Regions from separate parts of the Homo sapiens genome. Here region 1 is linked to region 2. A link is a contact called in ENCODE Hi-C or POLR2A ChIA-PET data. All regions are on one chromosome and are shown on one strand. The core of a region is the stretch at or near the end of the contact, and the rest is flanking DNA. Distances in the headings are between cores, read along the strand shown. Region 1 has its middle 99 kb from the start of LINC02450. Region 2 has its middle 190 kb from the start of LINC02461.

The links. Hi-C counts contacts between places; a loop is a spot of excess contacts on that map. ChIA-PET counts read pairs that join two places held with the same protein, here RNA polymerase II (POLR2A). Pooled maps may share reads with other maps.
Region 1: a map of PC-9 shows a loop between it and region 2 (7-fold over the local background). The contact joins two enhancer-like sites. A Hi-C loop is called at or near these places in 5 of 168 maps with a recorded cell type or tissue (Caco-2, Calu3, DLD1 and 2 more) and 4 of 50 pooled maps. POLR2A ChIA-PET finds 5 or more read pairs at or near these places in 2 of 52 experiments (HCT116 and endothelial cell of umbilical vein).

What each region holds. Positions count from the first base shown.
Region 1 is chr12:42,788,184-42,793,764 of GRCh38, reverse strand. No RefSeq gene overlaps it. Among named protein-coding and RNA genes, the nearest start is that of LINC02450, 99 kb to the right of the region's middle. Within about 2 kb of position 2,829, at least 2 of the 41 ENCODE cell types and tissues checked have a DNase peak (open chromatin) inside an H3K27ac peak, as active enhancers do; they include PC-9 and endothelial cell of umbilical vein, where a contact is called at or near this core.
Region 2 is chr12:42,958,967-42,964,236 of GRCh38, reverse strand. No RefSeq gene overlaps it. Among named protein-coding and RNA genes, the nearest start is that of LINC02461, 190 kb to the left of the region's middle. RefSeq lists an enhancer at 2,419-3,618. Within about 2 kb of position 2,721, at least 6 of the 41 ENCODE cell types and tissues checked have a DNase peak (open chromatin) inside an H3K27ac peak, as active enhancers do; they include PC-9 and endothelial cell of umbilical vein, where a contact is called at or near this core.

The sequences.
Region 1 (5,581 bases), core at 1,580-4,079, 170 kb after region 2:
ACCACCTTAAATGTGTTTTTCTGGTTCATTGAGATGACTGAGAAAATGTAGTCAACAAAATTTCAACACCATTTTAAACAATGATGTAGAGCCTTGTCCAAGAATTACTGTTCTCATTAAAAGGGCTATAATGCAAATAACACAATTAAAATACAATCAAATCTATCACATAATATTCCATAAATGAAGAGCATTAAATAATTCACGCACCTTTAGGAAAGAACATTCCACTAAAAATTAAGTATTGAAACCACATGAAGGATTTTTTTTCCTTTAAGCATATGCTTTCTTGTTAAAAATATCCACATTTTCTCAAAGATATTAGCCTTATGCACATGGTTCAACATTCCAAATGCAAAACTTAACTGTTATCAATATAAGGCATCTGCTTTCCACACATGCCAATTTTTTGCAAGTTCTTCAAATAACAGATTTTAGTGATATCTAAGCTTGCCACATGTTCAAGGCTTATGCCAGCAGTCAATGAATTTGTATGACATTCATCTAGACCTCCAAAAGATCTTGGATTTCAATGGTAATAATTATACCAATAGTAATATACAACATATTCACATCTAATATGTTTTATTCTAGGCTAACCACATCAAACCTTATTTTTAATATTCACAATCTGCAATGCAGTCATAATTGTCACCAAAAATACTGCCTCAGAACTTTCAAGCTAACCTCGGCCCATATATACAAACAATCATAGTGCAAATTGGTAAACCTCTCTGGAGGACACTATAGACTGTTTCAAAAATCTTCAAATCTGCATTCCCTTTAATCCAGAAATTACAAAAATAGGAATTTAACCCAAGAAAATAATTAATGGTAAATTCAAAGTTTTCCTAAAGGGAAAATTATCCCAGTATTCATAATAGCAAAATATTTTTTAATCCCAAATGTGCAAGTACAGCCATGAAAAATTATGTCATATAAAAGCATTTATAATATATTATCATTGTCACAGTATACAATTAAGTGGAAAAATCATGTTACAAATAGCATGTAGAATGATCTTAATGCGTGTTTGCTTTTGTGTGCACACACATACACAGAGGACCTGGAAATACATGCCCCAGGGTACTAACAGTGGCTATCTCTAAGACTGTAAATGACTCTTAATTCTTCCTTTTCATTTATTTGTGTTTTCTGTCTTATTTTGACATAAATGAGCATTGCTTTTACAACTTTAAAAAAGGGTTATTTTAATTTTTTTAAATTATAGTTTTAGTTTATAAGAAATTTACTCATACTTCAAAAAGAGTAGCCCACAGTTCATGTCTGCTGCCATCAGGTGGTGGGATGCTCTACCCATCTTGTCTGAATCAAGAGACCCTGGGTCTCCCACCTCAACATTGTGTATCCCTGCAAATTCATAATATATGTTTTTTAAAAAAGAAGAATGGGTTCAAAATATTCATATCTTGAAAAATTATAATATGACTTTCATTTTTTCTATTTTGCTTGGTCCCCTCCTTCTTATATTTGTAATCATTTGATGAGAGTTGGCTTAACAGAATTCTGAAACCTACCAATGCTCCAAAGCCTCACACACACACATACACACACACGCGTGCACTGTTTAAAATCGAGATTTTTCACACCTATTTAATAAAATCATTTCTAACTAAATTTTTTAACTCAATTTACAATATCTAACCATAATTCCAGGGTGATATCTTGCCACCTAAAAAAAAATCAATGATTTCTAATATTTAAGTTGTATTTTTCTTATTCATCTATAATTATTGTCTCCCATTCAAAAGAAATGAATGATTTTCCAATGCACCCACACACAAATCCATTTTAGGATCAAACTTTTCAAGTAACAAAAACCTTCATAGATGTCCATTCCACCATCTTTTTTAGTTTAGAGGATTGTGTTTTCCAGAAAATGAAGAGTATTAGAAGTTCACATTGTCACCATACGTCACAGAACTTCAAATAGAGTTCCACTTCCAAATATTTCTATTTTCAACCTTTTAGTGTGGAAGATATTATTTTCTTTGATATATAACTAAGATCTTTCCAAAACAACCCTGCAGTGAGAGAGGCACCTTTGAAATGTTTGCAGGTAGGTAGGACAATCAATCTTGCTGTTAAGATCTCCATTTTTTTGTTTGTTTTTAGTCAGACCAATTATTTGTCTAAGGTCAAGATAAAAATTACCGCTGCATGAAGTTTTACTCTATAATACTGAAATAACAGAAGCAGAGAAAAAAACCGTAGGTATGTGTGTACAAGAATTCTGAATAGCATGGTGATAAAGGATGCGGCCTCTGTGTCAGACCAAACTGGGTTCATAATCCTTAATTGACCATTTTTCTAGCATTATCAACTTGGGCTAGGAACTTAACCCCTGAAAGGCCTCAGTATCCCAGGTGGTAAAATGGGCTATAAATTGACCTACCTCACAAGGTTATCATGAGGATTAAATGAGATCATCCATGTAAAACACTTGGAAGATGCCTGACACATAGTAAGCACTTCATAAATGCAGGTGATCGTTTCCAAGACACTCCATCTATTGTACAAGCTGGTTATTATGCATATGCTGCATGCAGACCAGAAGGCATGCAAAAGACGGCAGTTCCTACAAATTGCATGATGATTTTTGGTGGTAAATAAGTGCTATTCTGCCCTCTATGTAACACAGTCTGACCTTGAAAGTGTTTTCCATTCTCCAGTGAAAGCCATAGGAACTCAGGTCTATAGTCACAAAAGGAATGTGGCTCTTAAAAGCTTATGGCAGACCACAGATATGGGGCAGTTAACTTATCTAGAGGAAATGAGCTCTGGTTTTCTTTGCAGTCCTCAGATCCAGGAGCTGCAAAGTTGAGTCACCAGCTTGCTATCTGACCCCAGGCCAGCCACTTAACCTCTCTCTGACCCCATTTCCTTACTTAAAATCAACTCTCTGCTTATGTTCCATTCAAGTCATTATCTCTCCCCACAAAAATTGGTAGTAAGGTGTCCTGTAGATTTTGGAAATTAATTATTCTCTACGTTGGGTTTACAAAATAGAACCGTAAAAGGCTTGAAAATGAGTCAGTCTAGCTACATTTATTGGTATTTTGGTATTACTTTAGGAGCTCTTTTCCTGGAATAAAATCACCTACCCAGACAATAAGCTTTGTCTGACACTGTGACCCTAGTTCCTGATGAAGCTTTCTTGCACTGGTATTTCTGGGAATGACAGAATGGAAGAGAACAGGAGCCCCTTTGTCAGAAGGTAGTCAAGAGGGAAATAAATTTCAGTTATTGAAAGAGATTTAGGACAAGCTAGGCAGTGTCATTTGTTAGATAACTAAACCAGGAGCTTGGAGTATTCGGTTTTACACTCAGCCATTGTGTCTGTACTTGGCCTAGGACAATTTCCACAACTGTAAATAACCATAGGAGCGTTCTCCTAAAGAACCCTTCCAACTACCCACTTACACAAAATAACTGCAACACACACCCCTAAGTCCTCACATAGGCCAATTTCTCACCGTCCTGGGCTCTGTTGTGAACGCCTTGAGTGCAGAGGTACACTATGCTTGTCCTCACTCACACAGTGCCTAGCTCCATAAATGCTGACGACAAAGGCGAGAATGAAGAGTCTAACGTGTCAAGTCAAAAAGCACCTGAAGTTGAACAGAAAACCAAATACCGCATGTTATCACTTATAAGTGGGAGCTAAATGATAAGAACTTATGAACACAAAGAAGAAAACAGCAGAGGCTGAGGTCCACTTGAGCCGTGAGAGGAGGGAGAGAAGCAGAAAAGATAACTATTATATACTGGGCTTAATGCCCGGGTGATGAAATAATCCGTACAACAAATTCCCATGACACATGTTTGCCTATGTAACAAACTTTCACGTGTGCCCCCAAACCTAAAATAAAAGTTAAAAAAAATAATTTTATCCTCATTTAAAAAAAAAAATGAAAGCACCTGGGCCGGGCATGGTGGCTCAACGCCTATAATACCAGCACTTTGGGAGGCAGAGGTAGGTGGATCACTTGAGGTCAGGGGTTGGAGACTGGCCTGGTGGCCAAAACTAGTCTCTACTAAAAATACAAAAATTAGTCAGGCATGATGATGCTAGTAATCCCAGCTACTCGGGAGGCTGAGGCAGGAGAATCGCTTGAACCTGGAAGGTGAAGGTTGCAATGAGCTGAGATCGTACCACAGCACTCCAGCCTGGGTGACAGAAACGAGACTCTGTCTCCAAAAAAAAAAAAGCACCTGAAGTTTGCCTTGTCAACTTCAACTATGTTCAATTAAAAAAAAGAATGAATATTCTACACCTTTTCCTACCTTCTCACTGGTTTGAAGTCAGCCACCTCACCATTAATTGATTTTCTGGTCTGTAATAATTTTTCTTTTTTCTCACTTGCAACCAGAAGCAGCCCTTCCTGCTTCCAATTTGGTCCTTTGAAGCTGCTGAAAAATCAAACTGACAAAGTGTATCAGTTAGGGTTAAGTTCAGCTGTAACAGAAACTCAACTGTAGTAGCTTAAACACAAAAGGTGTATTCGCCTATGTAGAGGAAGTGCAGAGGTAAGCAAACCAGGCAGGAAGACTCCACAAGGCTATTTGAGACCCTATGAGTTTGCTCTGCCATATGTGACTTTTTCACAATCTAAGAAGGCTACTGGAGCTCTAACCATTGCAACCATGTTCTAAGCTGTAGAAACAGGGAAGGGAAGAATAACCAAAGCATACTCTTTTTTTATATATACTATTGTCCTAAAGGTACTACCAACATTTCTATTTCATCTTATGGGCCATAACTGAGCCACATGACCCCACTGCTAAAATGAAAGCTGGGAAATAGAATGTCACCCTAATGGATGCATTGCCACCCTAAATAAAATTTGACTTTTATTTCTAAGGGGAAGGGGAAAATGGATATCGGGATAGGCCAGTTGTTTTTTGTTTGTTTGTTTTGCTTCACTATTGCTGCCCAGGCTGGAGTACAGTTGCGCGATCTCAGCTCACTCAACCTCCGCCTCCCGGGTTCAAGCAACTCTCCTGCCTCAGCCTCCCAAGTAGCTGGGATTACAGGCACTACCACCATGCTCAGCTGATTTTTTTTTTTTTTTTTTTTGAGACGAGTCTCGCTATCGCCCAGGTTGGAGTGCAGTGGCGCGATCTCGGCTCACTGCAGGCTCCGCCTCCCGGGTTCACGCCATTCTCCTGCCTCAGCCTCCCGAGTAGCTGGGACTACGGGCGCCCGCCACCTCGCCCGGCTAATTTTTTGTAATTTTAGTAGAGACGGGGTTTCACCATGTTGGCCAGGCTGGTCTCAAACTCCTGGCCTCAGGTGATCTGCCCACCTCGGCCTCCCAAAGTGCTGGGATTACAAGCGTGAGCCACCGTACCAGGCTGGCCAGTTGTTCTTAAAGTGTGATTCCCAGACCAGCATTATCTGAGAACTTGTGAGACATGCAAATTACCAAGCCCCACCCCAGACATAAAGTCTGAGAATCATAGGATAGACAACAACAGACTCTGTCTCACCAGGTTGTTTGAATTTTGTATAATATGAGAGTTAATGGGTCTGAATGAGCATGTGCAGAGTATAGTG
Region 2 (5,270 bases), core at 1,472-3,971:
TATACCGTTCAAATTTATTTTAACATAATTTGTAGAAAGACATGAGTTGGGAATTTGTCAAAGAAACTTGCAGAGTCTAGGCAGGGGCACTTCACTTGGAAAGTGTTAGCCAAGATCCAGATAAGCCAGATGGCCTCAAGTTCAAATTATAACATTTTCTTCTCTTCTGTAGCTTTGAAATATCTAAATATTTGGATTAAATACATCAGGATTACTATAAGCACGAAATACTGATCCATCGTGCTTAACAGTGAGAATTGTTGCCATCCCTATATGTTTCATATCACATAATTTAAATGTAATGAAAGGTAAATTTTTAGAAACTGAACCTTTTAGAAAGAAATCTACAGGGTGCTTTCACCTAGGCTATTTCTTTTGATGGGCTACTGGGCAGCTGTTAGTTTCAAATAAACTCAATACTAGATTTGCAACAGATGTTCCTAAAACGGAACAAATAAGAGAATTACTGAATTTCTTACAAAGACAGATTAAACCTGAAAAAATAATTGAGATCTAGCAAGGCAGTCATTAACATGAGGAATGAAATTAAGCATGTTACAAAGAATAATTCAAATGTTTCTCAACTAAGAGGCAAGAGGAAGAGCTCTTTAGTCAGTTTTGTTTTTCTTTATTCATCCGTTCAACAGACACTTATTACTGAGTTTCATTTGGTGCTATTCCAATTTGTTGCCGTCTTCTTAAATTATACACATGGGAATGTTAAAACTACAGCTTGTCTGCACTAATGCATTTTATTAAGTAAAATTTCACCATGCCATGGAATCATCATTGCAGAAGTTCATGGACTCACAGCCACAATTTCTTTAAGGTTTTCTCATTTCCATATAGCAGATTCTTTTTTTTTGTATAATGTTTCAACATTACTTTAATAGCAAAATCTCAAAATAGTGAAATAGCAAAATTCACTAATAGCAATTTATGAATAGCAATTCACTAAGCAAAATTCACAAAATAGTGAAATAGCAAAATCTCAAAATAATAGACACTAGGTATCTGAGAGTAGAAGAAACTGAGATTTCTCTTTTACTTTATCCAACTGTATTTAAATTTCTCATTTACTTGTCTATAACCTCCAGCAGATTGTAAACCTCCATAGCCCAGTGACCTTCTTTGCTCTTTCAATATTGTCATCTCAGTTCTTAACATAACAGCTGGCATTGAGGGAACACTTAAAAGAAGAAGAAATATTTGCTGAAAATTATAGAGGAACACAGGCAGGTATAAAGGCAGACAATAACTCATTTTCTTCTCTGCTCATTTGCCGGGTGATAGACACCAGTTGTATACAAATGATGGAAAGGGCTCTAAGGGTTATAGTTTAATTAATTTAATTTAGTTAACTCTGTATCTAGTGTAGTTCTCAATTTTTTTGTCCTAAATGCAAAGAAGACACACCTATTCTTACCTACCACTTGCCTCTAAAACAAAAACCTAAACTATTAACTCACTAAATAAACATATAAAAAAGGCCCAGATGTAACTAATCACCTATTGCTAATGTAAAACAAAACTGAAATTTGTCTTCTTTTTATCATTTCTGGGCCAAATGGTTTCAATATGTAAAATGCATAAAACAATGCCTGGCAGATAGTAAGCACTGATATGTATTTGTTATCATTACCAATCTCATCATCATTACTTCTGTATCTTAACTGACCCTTCTGGCTGTTTAGATAAAACCCCAATTCTATCTGGAGCCCTAACAACAGTACACCAACCCACGTTCCACCATGAAACTCTCTTCCACGAGGCAAGGTTTATCAGATAAGACTGCATGGATAAAAAGCCAAAAAAAAAAAAAAAGTCTGACTTTCTATTACTCTTTCAGGAGAGGACCAGGTCACATCTCTTATTGCCACAAGAACCACTAAAATATCCTGGCTACTGGAAGTTGCTTTAGGGAGTGAAATGGGGGCTGAGAGTGGAAATGGTGCTGCAGAAAGTATAGAAGACAATCTAATAGAATTCTATGTGTTTTCTAATTATATCAATGAACTGATTGCAATACCTGGTTTATTCATTGCAAAAAAAAAAAGAGTGTTTTATGGCTAGAGCATGAGATAGAGCTGAAAAGAATGAGATAAAGTCATACTCATTTATTCCACTTCCTTTGAGTTTCTAGAGAAAACTTCGAATTTAAAAAGTATGGTGAACTAAATATTTTCAATAGCCCTTGAACAATAAGATCCTAAATGCTGAATCAAATATAAAATTTTATTTTAAATGCATTGCTGGGAATATATGAAAACAAGAAAAATCAAGCTCCTACCCTTCCCAGGCCCAAAATATGGAGAAAACAAACCGAAAAAGGTAAGGATACCCTGAGACACAATGCCTTTCCTAGAAATGAGAGATAAGAGTCTTTATTCTGGGCCAGTGCCTTTCAAAATAAAACCTAAATAGAAAATTCATAGATTATGAAAGACATCTCAGAATTAATAAAAAATAAGAATCACTAGAATGCTTTCGCTTGTTTTATCTCTGCAAGTCTCTCAATATTTATTGCATCATCCAATACTCTGAAAATTGAGAGTATGTGTTGGGTAGATTAACTGTTTGTACAAAGCTCAATGGAATGTTAAAGGAACAAAGATCGTGCCTACAGGTGTGGTTGATGACATACCACCAAGAAAATGTAGAGGTTAAGAACTCAAAATTCTTGGGAGCTTGTTTTTGCCAAGGAATGTGGGCGCAGTATTTGGAACTGCCAAGTTATGCAGCTGAGAGGTCTGAGGTTGACTTCTAGTTCAGTGTGATAATAACCTCATAATAAAATCCCAGGTTTTATCTATGAGACTCAGAATGCTTATGGATAACCAAATGCAAGCCACTTAAGGTTTCCCTTTACCTCTTAACAAAGTGAGCTTTCATCCAATTTGCATACCTCTATTTTAACAACGTAAAGAGCTTCACAAAATCAATTGCTATATTTTCATTCTATTTTTACTATATTTAACATGCTGGCCACGTGAGGTGGCTCACGCCTGTAATCCCAGTACTCTGGGAGGCTGAGGTGGGTGGATCACTTGAGGTCAGGAGTTCGAGACCAGCCTGGCCAACATGGTGAAACCTCATCTCTACTAAAAATACAAAAATTAGCTGGGTGTGGTGGCGCACACCTGTAATCCCAGCTACTCAGAAGGCTGAAGCAAGAGAATCACTTGAACCCAAGAGGCGGAGGTTGTAGTGAGCCAAGATGGCACCACTGCACGCCGGCCTGGGTGACAGAATGAGACTCTGTCTCAATAAATAAATAAATGAATAAATATAGTTATATATCTATATGCTGGATTTGATTATTGATTAATTATGGATTTGATCCTTGTCTCACAACGTATTATGTAAAGGTAGCACCATTCCTTATTTCTCTTTGTACATATTTGAATCTAACATACTGATTTGCACATAAAAGATATTCAAAAAGAGTTATTGATCTAGAAGACATTAAGATGCTCTTTCTGAAATAACAGTTTGAGTCAACGTGCATCTTCAATCTAGAAATTTTCTTTCTTGTCTATCCACAGTTATCTCTTACTTTCTTAGTCACAGCGCTTGAGTGCATTGTGACAGTAAATGCGTTAAATTGTATCTAAAGACAGAAAGTAAAATATGAAGAGCCAATAAAATTTCAAAAGTTTAGTGAGGCACAATGGGCCCAATTCAAGAGAGAGGCTGAGCAAGTTAAAGGCTTTGTTGGGAGCAAAGTGTGCATTCATATAGCAAACTCTGGCCAAGGTAATTACCTGTTTTGGACAGGCACACTATTCCCTGGAGGCTGCTTCACTCACCCGGACTTGACTCAACTTTGGATAAGTTCCAGTATAAATATTCCCACAAAAAATCAGGCAGAGGGAAACATCTCAGTGTTTTTTAAGAATAAAGGGGTCTGACTCTCAGTTTTATATCTCTTTATTTTTGCTGATCAGCACCCAGCACACTGACCTCTGCATTACTCATCAGCATTACTGCATTACTCAGGTGCAACTGAAAGGAGACCACACTACCGCTTCCGTACCACCTTCTGAGTTCCCTGCCAAAATTTACTTCTTTTTTAACTTGGAAGTCTCAAATGTTCTCATTTAATGTGTTGATGACATCACACTTAAGGGTGGTATGGCTGGCGGGACATTAAATAAATTACACTTTATAAGGTACCTAATGTGCTAATACTGGGAGGGCTAAGTTGAGCCCCCTGCCATCAAAGTTCCTATCTGGATCTCAGAAATGAACCAAGAACCTTAGAGAAAATTCCTCCCTGTTAACTTATTAAGCATATTTCACCATTGTTCTTCAGACAAAGAGGAAAATATTAGGTTATATAGTATTTATTGTGCGTAAGACCACACACGAAAATACACACATAATCTTACTTTCTAGAAGATAAGCAGAAGAAGAGAGGTTTTCATTTCTGAATTTAAGGAGATGAGATTGAGATCTTCTATATCAGAAAGTTTAAAGTGACATTTTTGCATGTCTTAGTCCATTTAGACTGCTGTGACAAAATACCTTAGACTGAGTGGTTATAAACAACAATAATCAATTTCTCATAGAGTCTGGAAAGTCTAAGATCAAGGCACAGCCAGATGAGGAGACGGCCTCTTCTGGTTCATAGATGGCACCATCTAGCTGTGTCCTCCCAGGGTGGTGGAAGGGGCAAGGCAACTCTCTAGAGCCTGTTTTATAAGGGCACAAATCTCATTCACGAGGGTTCTGTTCTCATGACCTAATCACCTACCAAATACCCCACGTCCTAACACCATCACACTGATCATCAATCAGGTTTTAACATATTAATCTGGGGAGGACACAAACATTTAGACCATAGCATTGAATTAACTATAGATGTGTTAAGTAATTATATTAACATGGTACAAACAACTTCAGTTTAACATTGCTAGTGATTCCATGTGGATACCATGTACCTTCTTACATCATGTGATAAGGAGGACATTTCGCCTCTGTGGTATTCTTTCCAAAACCCCATAGCTCCATTCTAATCATGAGAAAAATGTCAGAAACATCTATATTGGGGGACATTACACCAGATAGTTGGCCAGTATGCCTCAAGGTCATCAAAAACAAGGAAAAACTAGGAAACAGTCACAGACCAAAGGAGACTGGAGAGACATAGCAACCAAATGTACTGTGGTATGCTGAAATGGATCCTAGAAACAAGAGACAACATTCATAGAAACACTGGTGAAATTCACACAGAATCAGGAGATTACTATTTTTAAAAACTCAGGATG